Linked DNA regions of Homo sapiens: region 2 is linked to region 1. Evidence: read pairs that join two places in POLR2A ChIA-PET (ENCODE). Cell type or tissue: PC-9. All regions are shown on one strand. Each heading gives the region's core, and the rest is flanking DNA. Links, peaks and the distances in the headings are about the cores only.

Evidence for each region. Peaks named below come from ENCODE experiments on the same cell type or tissue, not always from the same donor. Only the 100,000 strongest peaks of a DNase experiment are listed, where the experiment ranks them.
Region 2: POLR2A ChIA-PET joins it to region 1 with 5 read pairs; 3 of 35 experiments call an interaction of 5 or more read pairs at or near these places.

Annotation. Positions count from the first base shown.
Region 1 is chr18:8,165,930-8,171,323 of GRCh38, reverse strand. The region is part of intron 14 of PTPRM (protein tyrosine phosphatase receptor type M); the gene reads right to left. Among named protein-coding and RNA genes, the nearest start is that of RAB12, 440 kb to the left of the region's middle. In PC-9, for the core only: no CTCF peak of the experiment used is centred there; no DNase peak of the experiment used is centred there.
Region 2 is chr18:8,114,427-8,119,820 of GRCh38, reverse strand. It overlaps PTPRM (protein tyrosine phosphatase receptor type M), which reads right to left. Exons shown (of 33, transcript NM_001105244.2): 13 at 4,994-5,030. Among named protein-coding and RNA genes, the nearest start is that of RAB12, 490 kb to the left of the region's middle. In PC-9, for the core only: no CTCF peak of the experiment used is centred there; DNase peaks (open chromatin) are centred at 2,670, 2,980 and 3,310; H3K4me3 peaks cover 898 bases; H3K27ac peaks cover 3,601 bases.

The sequences.
Region 1 (5,394 bases), core at 167-5,166:
GCTGTAGCATGCCACACAGCCCATTTGCTGCTGAGACATTTATAGCTGTAGAATTTCTGCACATTCTGGATGCAAGAAGCATAACCTTTATAAGCCTTCCTCAGACAGTAAACACTGCAACTTTTTAAAAAAAGTTCTCTAGCAGGAAAAGGTTATTTAGGTCCAGAATGAATGAGATTTGTGTTTTGCCTTAATTATCCATGAATCTAATGTAGAATCTTTCCTTGGGAATATTTCAGTTTTTAGCTACTCCTATAGCCCAAGGGTCTTACCCTCATCTCTTAGCCCTCAGCAAAATGACTGAAGAACATTCACACAGAGGCCCCATCGGAAGACTGTGCTCAACAGAAAATTTAGAGCTAATTTATTTTTGCTGCAGGGCATCTGCAAGTTATGTGGCAGAAGTAAGTATGGATGAATGGTTTTATTTTGGACTAGTTTTGACAATCAGTGGTCAGTCTATACCATCTTCAAATGTGGTTGTCACTTCAAAAGTAATAGAAGCCAGTCACCTTTGATGGCTATCGGGAGCTATGGAGAGGCTATGATCTCATGGCCTTCTACTCAGTTACAATAATAATGCCAGGGCCAGACAAAATTAAAGTGCCTGGACTGGCTCAGAGACTGATTCTTCAGGAATCTCCCTGCAATTTGCTCCCTTAATGAGTTTCTCCTCCTTCCCCAGGCCATGAGTCTTAACATTTATTTGTAAGAATACACAGAAAGGTAGGAAAATCTTTGTATATTTCTTTTAAAAGCCCCAAAGAGATTACCTATAGGCCCAAGACTACCTATATATAATTTAGGGATGCTTTTTTTTTTTTTTTTAACCCTTGAGCAAGTACAATGTTAAGTGCTTGTTGCACAGAGAGAATGGTAAAATGAAGCTTTAATAACAACAAACGCTCAGCTCATTTACAAATTTACTGCTTGATAGTTTGAAGGAGCAAGGACTGTAACTGACTATAACTGTGCGGCCAGCACAGCCATCAATCACACCGGGACCTTTTCTTGGCTGAGAACTTTCTCTAGATTTCGGGAGGCTCTCACAGATTAAGACTTCTGTCTTAAAAGAGCCCACCTAGCTGTACCAGAAAAATACAGATATCCTCAAATTCATCGTGTGGTCCTTGTATTGTCACTGACATGTCAGGACTTTAGCATAGCTGACATCACTCTGTTAAGCAGTCATCAAAAAAGTCACATTAAAGAAATGTGTGCAGAAACTGTAAATTAGGATTCACAGCTGTGGGTTTTCCCCTCACCCAACAGAAGCATCGAACCTATCTGGGTTTCTGTTTTTTCATCTATAAAATGAGAGGTTAGCAAGAGATGAACTCCAAGACTCTTTCTAGCTCTTTAAATTCTTTGCCTTATTTAGTTTGAACAAATATGTGCATCAAATGCATTCCAAAAGACAGGAGTGTAAAGTGAATACTTGCATACTAAATCATGTTTCCAAATTACTTACACTGTTGTTTCAGAAATGAGTACTTACAGAAGAAAAAATGGACCCAACATTAAGAAAAAAATAACATCTTGGAAAATTTGTATCCATTGAGCATATATGAATATATATGCTTGGTAGTTAAAAAATAGTCTCATCAGCAATCAATCCATGTGATTCCTGAAGACTAAATAAAAGTACACGCATACACCATGCTAAATTCTTGCCTTGGGTGAAATTCTTACCAATTCCATGAATTATACGGAATCTCATAATAGCCATCAATTAGACAATTAAGGTTTTTTTCTTCCTTGTTACTGATAATGTTGTTTCTATGTCTAAATCACTGCTATCTGAAAAGGCTACATGGAGGTACACTTTATGAAGTGTTCAGAGAGTGTACTCGGCAACAGGGGAAGTAGACCTATTACTTTTAGACTTATTATTTTTATTTTCCTTCACCCCCACAACTGCTGCCACAAAAAGCAAAAGGTTTTGTCTTACTAATTTGATAAGCATTTTTTTTTTTTTTGCCCAAATCAACATGGTATTTTTGAAGATGTAACTTTTTGGGCAGCCATTTGTTAACATGTGTCTGTGATATACTGCTATAGGACCTTTTAAATTCACTTTTCGAGCGGAAGAGAAAGAAAATGAATATACAATGGTTGGAGAAAATAGGACTCGGGTCTCTTCTTGCTAGGTGTGGTGTTTCTCATTGTGCTATATCGATGACATTTATCCTTTTCCACCTTCATTTTCCTTCCTTTCACTCACAAGATTTCTTTATCTAAGGAAACTATCTCCTAGGAGCGTGATAAGATATTTATAGAGAAATTTAATTCCAAAGTCAAACAGGAAGGCAATATATTTAATTTAACTTCTTCCATTGAGTCTAGGCAGAACTTACATGCATAATATTATAGTGAATCTGGATTATGGGTGAGCAAAAACTCGTCTTCATAAACTATCTACCATGGCATGGAGTCTGTGCTATAAGTAAAGGTGTGAACACACCATGATAAGGCCCAGTGAGGGGCATTCCATTGCAAAGATACTTGTCACTATGTAGGTTTGAGATGGTTAAATCCTGCTCCATACAATTTATAGTAAGAAAGGAGTAGATGGTCCATAAATCAGCTTTGTTCCACAAAATTCAGCACTTTTTTAGTATCTAAACAATTTGTGATTATCTATTGTTTTAGTTGGATCTCTTTTCTCCTCTAGTAACACAAATAATTTAGTGTTGATTCCACTTATAAACAGAACTTTAGAAAACAGTTATTTTAAGAAAAGTGAATATGGAACTAACTTATTTTTCTCACAAATTAAGAAGAAACAGTCTACAAATTAACAAATTTAGCAAATTTGCTAGTGAGAGAGAGAAAAAAATTAAAATCAGGGGTATCACAGGCTCCAAATGTAGTCTATACACTTATTTTTGCTAACTTTAATTTTACATATTTATGATGATATTTCAAAGCATATTTTGTAACAATTACAAACGATGTTATAAGGCCCTGCCAGTTTCCTATTACTTGGTTTGGCTATAAAGTGGTCTGGAGCTGCAAGGTTTAATGTGAAAACCAAATGGTTTGGTATAAAACTAAGATTAGCTGTGATTAAAAATGAAAATACGTCCTTGTCAAATTTATGTAAAAATACTTAACAACTTTCAGGAACTACTTTTCAGACTAATACTAATACTGTCGTAAAGTAAAATAATATTGAAATACATGAAAAAAGGCATACTAATGCCAGTAAATATTTTTAACTGAGCGCTAGAAACATACTCAGCATTGTCCAGGGTTGAGAAGCAGAGACCATTTCCTGCTTAACAGAAGATAATGCTAATGAGAAATACCACTGGGAATACACAAGCAAGGGCAGAAAGCTGGGAAGAAAATGAGTTTAGAGCTCTAATGCCAGCCAAAATGGCAAGGTGCAACAAATCACCATAAAGGCTTAACATGCCACTTCGCGACATCGCTGGAAGATAATACTTATCTCAGCATCAGGTGCCACACTGCATCATCAGGGGCAAAGAACAGGAACTGCTGTATCACATTCATCTTCACCAACTGCTCCCATATCAGAGCCACATACTAACCGTGTCTGTTTCTGAAGGAAGGGTTCACAAGCCCACAATATTTCACTTGCTAAAGTGCAATTCCTCCTGCTGCATGGCATCTTTTCAGTCCAGAGTTGAGAATTCCTGCCTTTGGACCACAGATGCTTCCAAGAACACAAGCAAGTGACTCCTCATTAGTCCTCAGAGGTACAACTACAATGAAAAGGGCGCTGGAGCCTGCTCCATCCACAGACGGGCAGCCTTATTTGCTTCTCTCAGAATCTAACAAGTGACAATGGAAGAAGTAATAAGAACACAGAAGAAATTTCAAGTCCCAGTCTTTGCTGTGGGTTGGAAATGATGTTAACTGTGACTCCTGAGTCACCAAGGTGAGCCAAACCACTAAGAGTGATGCTGAGAAGTGTGGAGCCTGGTCCCCTGTGACAATGAAGTGTACACAAAGCAACAACAGGCTTTGTTTGTGGGAGTCTCTGGCCTAATGCCATGTGGTACCAGATAGGAGGAGGGAAAGAGTCACCGCATGTGGGTAAGACAGGCTGCTGCACCAATGTGGATTTTACAACATGCACACATACCATGGAGGCTTGAAAACTATTGGTGCGTGAAGATGACCATTCATTTGTGGCATATTTCAAGCCTACTTAGATGCTTCATATGCTAAAGGAGCTTCCAAAGGAGCCAGAGGCACCCAGGTCTCCTCTCTGCTTCCTGACCTTAAGTGAGCAGAGCCTGTGTCCAAGAGTAGCTTAGAGCCTGCACACTTGGCTTTGCAGGGTGCTTCTTTTATTAACTGGGTGAAGGGAGAGATATGAGTATCATAATAATTCAAGTCACAGAATTTTCAGCTGCTTTCTTTCCAGCTCAACAGGTAGATCTTGTGTCTATCTTTGCCTAGGTCTATTTTATTTCAACCAAAGTATCATAATGGCTCAGAGTGGAAGCTCTGGAGACCAGCAGCCTGGCTTTACCCCTTGGTTCAGTTGCTTACTGACCATGCAACTTTAAGCAACTTAGTTTGCTCAGTCTTGGTTTCCTTGAGTGTAAAACAGGACAACAGAATATGTGCTACAGAGTCATTACAAAGCGAAACAGTGATAATACTCGTAAAAAGCTTACAGCAGGGCTTAGTAAGAGGCAGATGCTTAACACTTAATATATATTAGCTGTCATCATCATCACCAAATAAGTAATAAATAATACAAGTGGCAAGACATTTGTTCATGGATGTGTTATTATTAATTTAGATTATGCAAGGTAAATCTGGCTTTTATTTTTCATTTGGTCATTATTATCTCTGCTGGTTAATAAACTTGTTTGAAGGAAGGAAGGGCTCTGTAATAGGTTCCTTACAGATGTCACACATAATAAATATAAACATATATGGTCCTCACATGGGGAGAGAGGCAAAATTCTATGCTCTGGGCATGGTCTTCTTCAAGGTGACTTCAATTACAGAAAAGAGGCTGCAGCCCAGGGAAAGCGGGTTGCAGGGAGAAGTGGGAAGCAAGAGTATGACTTGTTCCTTGCCTCAGTAATGACGTAAAGCGCATAGGTTGGAGTCCGCCAAGCCACTTCTCAGAGCTGGGAGGAGAAACCACACAGTAGGCAAGGCACCAAGGCACTCCCATAGATAGGATCTGCGTTTATTCACTCATTTCTGCAGTGGATCAATAAACATTTATCATGTGCTTAGTCTGCTTTAGGAATGGGAGAGACAAACATGATCAAGCCATGGCTCCTGCCCTCTGTGAGTTTCTAGTTCACAGACAGCCACAAGAATACCCTGAATGGAAAGGCTACTTAGAAACTACAGAATAAGTCAAGATGCATAATTAGAGCTTCATTCAACTGAGAG
Region 2 (5,394 bases), core at 241-5,240, 52 kb after region 1:
AAGGTCCCTGTGGATCAGACTTCTAAATGGTCATCTCAGTTACGTGCAGCGGGATCTCCTGGAAGCTTGTTGAGCCAGCATTTACCTAACTGCATTTTGCATGACTCCAGTGTTCCTTAAAAAATGAATTCGGATCAAATAAATTTGGAAAGCATAGGGTTTTTCCGGATTCTTTTCTTTAGGAACTTCTCAGGGGGCCTTAATATACTCATGATGTACATTATAAAGACTATTTCAGACATGAAAAAAGTACATTTTCTCTATAAAATGCTGAACGATGAATGTTAATGTTCCTATTTCAAAATCCAAAGCCTAAATAACAGCAGATTAGCATATATGAGTGGTCTTGCTATATAATTGGTTTTCTCATGTAGAGAATATGAGAAATTAAACGGAATCTTAATTAGCTTTACATCTCAACAGACATTCTTTTCAGTTCTTTTATCAGCGCTCTTTCATTCTGTACCATTATGGCCTACAAAGGATGGTATTTCATTGAACAAAACAGTGAACAGAAAAACAGTCTGTAGAAACTTCTCAAAAAGCTTAGTGATTAAAAAAAGAAACATTCAAATTTCTGAATCTAGAAATTATATCAGGACAATGGAAATCCTTCAAAGTTTCCTCAAGGTCTTCCAATAAGCCATATTCACATTCCATTACAAATTTAACTTAAATAAAATGTTACTTACAAAAACAGTGAAATGAATAACTTTTTCATGAAAAAGTCCCTTAAAATATAACATTGAAAAATGCTTTGTTTTCTTTTTGTTTAAGGCTTACAGTCTGATTTTTCTAATAGTTTTGGAAAATAATTCAGCATGTGTTTACGTGAAGTTTTTGCTTTGACTTCTAGCTAGACCAGGGGTGTCCAATCTTTTGACTTCCCTGGGCCACCCTGGAAGAAGAAGAAGTGTCTTGGGCCACATGTAAAATACACTAACAACAGCTGATGAGCTTAAAAAAAAAAGCCCATGTATAAATCTCATATATATATATATATATATATTTTTTTTTTTTTGAGATGGAATGTCACTCTGTCTTCTGGTCTGGAATGCAATGGTGCAATCTCAGCTCACTGCAACCTCTGCCTCCCGGGGTCAAGTGATTCTCCTGCCTCAGCCTTGAAAGTAGCTGGGATTAAAGGCACCCACCACTGCGCCCGGCTAATTTTTGTATTTTTAGTAGAGACGGGGTTTCGCCATGTTGGCCAGGCTGGTCTTGAACTCCTGACCTCAGGTGGTCCTCTTGTTTCAGCCTCCCAAAGTGCTGGGATTACAGGCGTGAGCCACCATGCCCAGCCAAATCTCATAATGATTTAAGAAAGCTTAAAAATTCGTGCTGGGAAGCATTCAAAGCCATCCGGGGCTGCATGTGGCCCAAGGGCCATGGGTTGTACAAGCTTGAGCTAGACAATAGTCAAATAACAGCAAGGAGAGGATCAAATTAACATATATGACTGCTCCCCATATATCAAAACCCAAAAAAACCCCAAAGCACTTTTATAAATCAAGGAGGCACTCAAATAATTTTTAAATGAACAACAGGAAAGCTCCCAAATGGCTATACTGCCAAGGACAAACATGCGGTGCTAACATATTATGAAAAAATCTTATTTTATGGAAGATTAATATAATGTGCATACTTTAAACTGATTGTTACATCAATTAGAATGAATAGACCTCATTCAATATAAGAAATTAACTTACTAATAACACATTTGGATTTTTTAGTGTACCCTACAAGTTTAGAATTGATCATCAATGAAGCCTTCTAAAACTAGCTGCAAAGAGTTTCCACCCTACTAGTTACCATGAGACCACCATGGTGAATATAAAAGCTAAAGAAAACACATACACTAATCACTAAAACACAGTTGGACCAAATGGTCATAAAAAAATCCAACTATAAAAATGTGAATGTTAATGAAAAATACAATTTCATAGATTTTAAGAAATATTTAAAAGCTACTCTATTCACTCCACTATACAATTAAAAACAATCCCTTGAATTGGGCAGGTAACACATAAACATCACGTATACCCTGGTTTATGGTGTCTTTATCTTTTAACTCAAGAGAGAATATTCTGTGATGAGTTTGCCTATAGTTAACTTGTACCTATAGGAAATTCATCTAGGTGCATAAACGAAGAGGATGCATAAAAATATAGGCAATCCCCCACACGTATGGAGATATATAATAATACAGCTTAGGTTTTTTCCTGTCTAACTTTTATGAAGTTTATATTTAAGATGATGAGTGTCAAAATATGTCTTTGGAATATGATTAAAATAATCACTGCATTAAATTTATAAATAGTATGAAATATATTTTTAAGAGACATACCCTTACTTTAAATTATAAGCTAGCTCTTAGTGAAAACAAATCCACCTCCATACTTTCTCTATAAAGATACTTGTCAACAGTTGTTTCAGGAGAACATTGAAATCTTTGTACATTCAAAATGTTGCTTAGGAAAGCAATTCTGTATCTGAAAACTCAATTAAGCCATCGCACTGTGAGCAGTATGTGGCAACACACACTCAGGATGTTTGAACTCTTCTACATTTTAAACATCTTTACTCTGTGGTATCAACAGTTATTAGATCTTCCTATTTCTCTGTTTTGACTATGTAGTCAAGATGGAATGGCTTCCCATGTTGCAAGAGAATTTCTAGTATCAATAGGGACACATTTTCTGACTAAAAGGTGGTGAAACATTACACTGTGCTGAAAGGAGGGTTGATGAATCCGTCCATGTAGAACTTAATAAAATAGCACAAAACAGTGTAGTTTTGCCTGGAGGGAGAATATCTTCCAAGGTTTCCTCTTGTGCTGTGATTTTATGAAACAGAATGACAATGTTATGCAGGAAATATTAAAATGTGTCCCTCTTTCCCCAAAAGAGGTTCTTTGGATAGAGTTTGTTGCTGTGTAAATGTTTGCAAATGACTCAGAAAATAGGAGTGGGGAATATTTAGTCAATCAGGTCATCTGATTGCTTAATCATCCTTTGGTGAATTGAAAAACAAATTACAATATTGATGAAATCTAGCTGATGGAAGAAAATGATCCAAATCACTATCTAATTCAATCTATTGTGAAAACAGCAAACTTGTCAGGTTTCCACATTTACTAGTGTGTTATTTATATAATTATTTAACTATGTAAATGAGCATGATGACAGATATTTTGTTGTTTTCACAGTAAATTGGGCAGTGACTCAATCCTCACCAAGAGGAGGTCTGATGCTTACACTACACAATACTGTCACTGGCCAGAGGTGCTGCTGGGTGACGAGCCATGAGCAATGGTGAAAGAAACACTGGGGCTAGGAGTGCAGGCCTTGACCCCCAGATTATCAGCTGAGTCACCTTGGTGAGTCAATTCGTCTCCAAAAATACACCTTTTCCTCATCTTAAAAATAAGAATAGCAGTACCTGTTTCCCTTTTCATAGTAATGAAGAAATAAATGAGAACACACGCATGAAAGAGATTTCAAAACTTTCAGCTGTGACGTTAAACGTTAAGCATTATAAACTAGGGGCCCTGGAACAGGATTTACTTTTTCAGACCTTAAGTGTAAGTGAAATGTAATACAGCAGTATTTTGAAATTCCTGTTGTTGAGTATGGACCATAATCTTGAGATCTAAGAGCATCAATGGATACCTGGTTCAAGGGCTTCATCGTCCTGTAATAATTAATAGCTGATAGCATACGGCAGTTTATGAAACACATAAGCAGCTATAATTTCAGTAAATATCAATTTATTTCTATACATAAAGTCACTTAGGTACAATATGATATAAAAATTGAGTGTTTTAAAATTAGTATAAATAGATTTTTGGATATAGAACTACAAGCCTATGAGGACAAACAAGATACAAATGAGGTGAGTACCTCACACAATGCCTGGCACAAAACATGCAACCAAGAAATATTTGTTGAGCTAACACTGACTAAAAGAGTCATGTAAGTTCACAAAATAAGAATTCAGTGAGAATTTTGAAAATGCACATGTACATCATGGTATATTCAAACTATGTTCACCTGAGAGTTAAACAACAACAAAAAGTTATTTTATCCAACACAACTCATCAAGTATGACCTGATTAAATCTTCTGCTACAGACCTAATGATGTGTTTTTACCATCGTCTCTAAATTAAATCATACAGAACTTCCCACTGTATTCATGGTTACTCCAATGATCTAAATGATTGTATTTGACTTTGAGTGTTAATTTATATTGCCTCATTTTAAGACGACATTTTAAATTTCTCAAAGCATTTCTTATACATTTCTGTATGTGACGGTTAAAACAACACTGTCAAGTTGACCAGATGACAGCTCATGTTCACAAACACACGTCTGCACTTGCTTCTGCAGGAGATGCTGGGGGAGCTCAGGGTAACTCGCCCTACCCACTTTTGCAGCTCATCCTCTATCACATTCTCTCAGAGAGTTTTAACCAGGCTTGGGAAATAGATGCTCCACAGCAACATAACCTGGTTACTAGGTTCAGAGAGACACGCACCACCAGTGAAAAAAGCCCGCGTAGACTCCACTTTCTACTGCTATTATAACTAGAGAACTACTTAAAAATAGTGGGTGATATTTTATTCCTTTGCATATGAAGATTCACTAGATGTGGTACTACCAGGCATGACACTATGGATTAAAAAACGTGTACTGAGATCATATAAAAATTAAAGTCATTTGAAAAAATCTGAAAAAGGTAACTATTGAAAACTGCTTGGAACACAGAAATATAGCTTCTTATTTTAAAAAGTATCTATATGAGTTCCAGTCAGTCAATGTTAATTACCATCAGATCCTAATACATACATGCATTCATGCATATATATATATGTATATATAATACACACATTTTATTTTCAATTAAGTTCCAGTTCAAAAAGTTTTGAAACATAGGTTAAAATAAACTTTTAAGGAACATTAATTAGGAGAATATCCCACAATTTCAACCTACCTTTTGTGGCCACTTGGACACAGTCTATTTTGGTTTCCTGTGTCAAATAAAGAGAGGGAAAAATCATTATTCATGTTTTCTTTAAGACAAATAGAAATATCTGTAATTCTATTTAAATAGCACTGATAAGGAAGGATCTCACTGTTCTGAGCGTGTCTTTAATCACACAGCAATTATTCTTTGAACCATACTCAGATACATTTTCTGGCTCCAGTGGCAGGCAGTGCTGGGCATTTCTAGACCAGGTGATGAGCAAGGAGCTACACATAAAATGTCTCTGCCTGGTGGCCCCGGACCTCCTTTAGTAAGGAGGTAAAGTAAAGGACCAGATCTGTACTTTGCCCCTGAGCAAACAGTATTGGAGAAGCATGATGCATCTCAGATTTCCCCCCTTTACACCG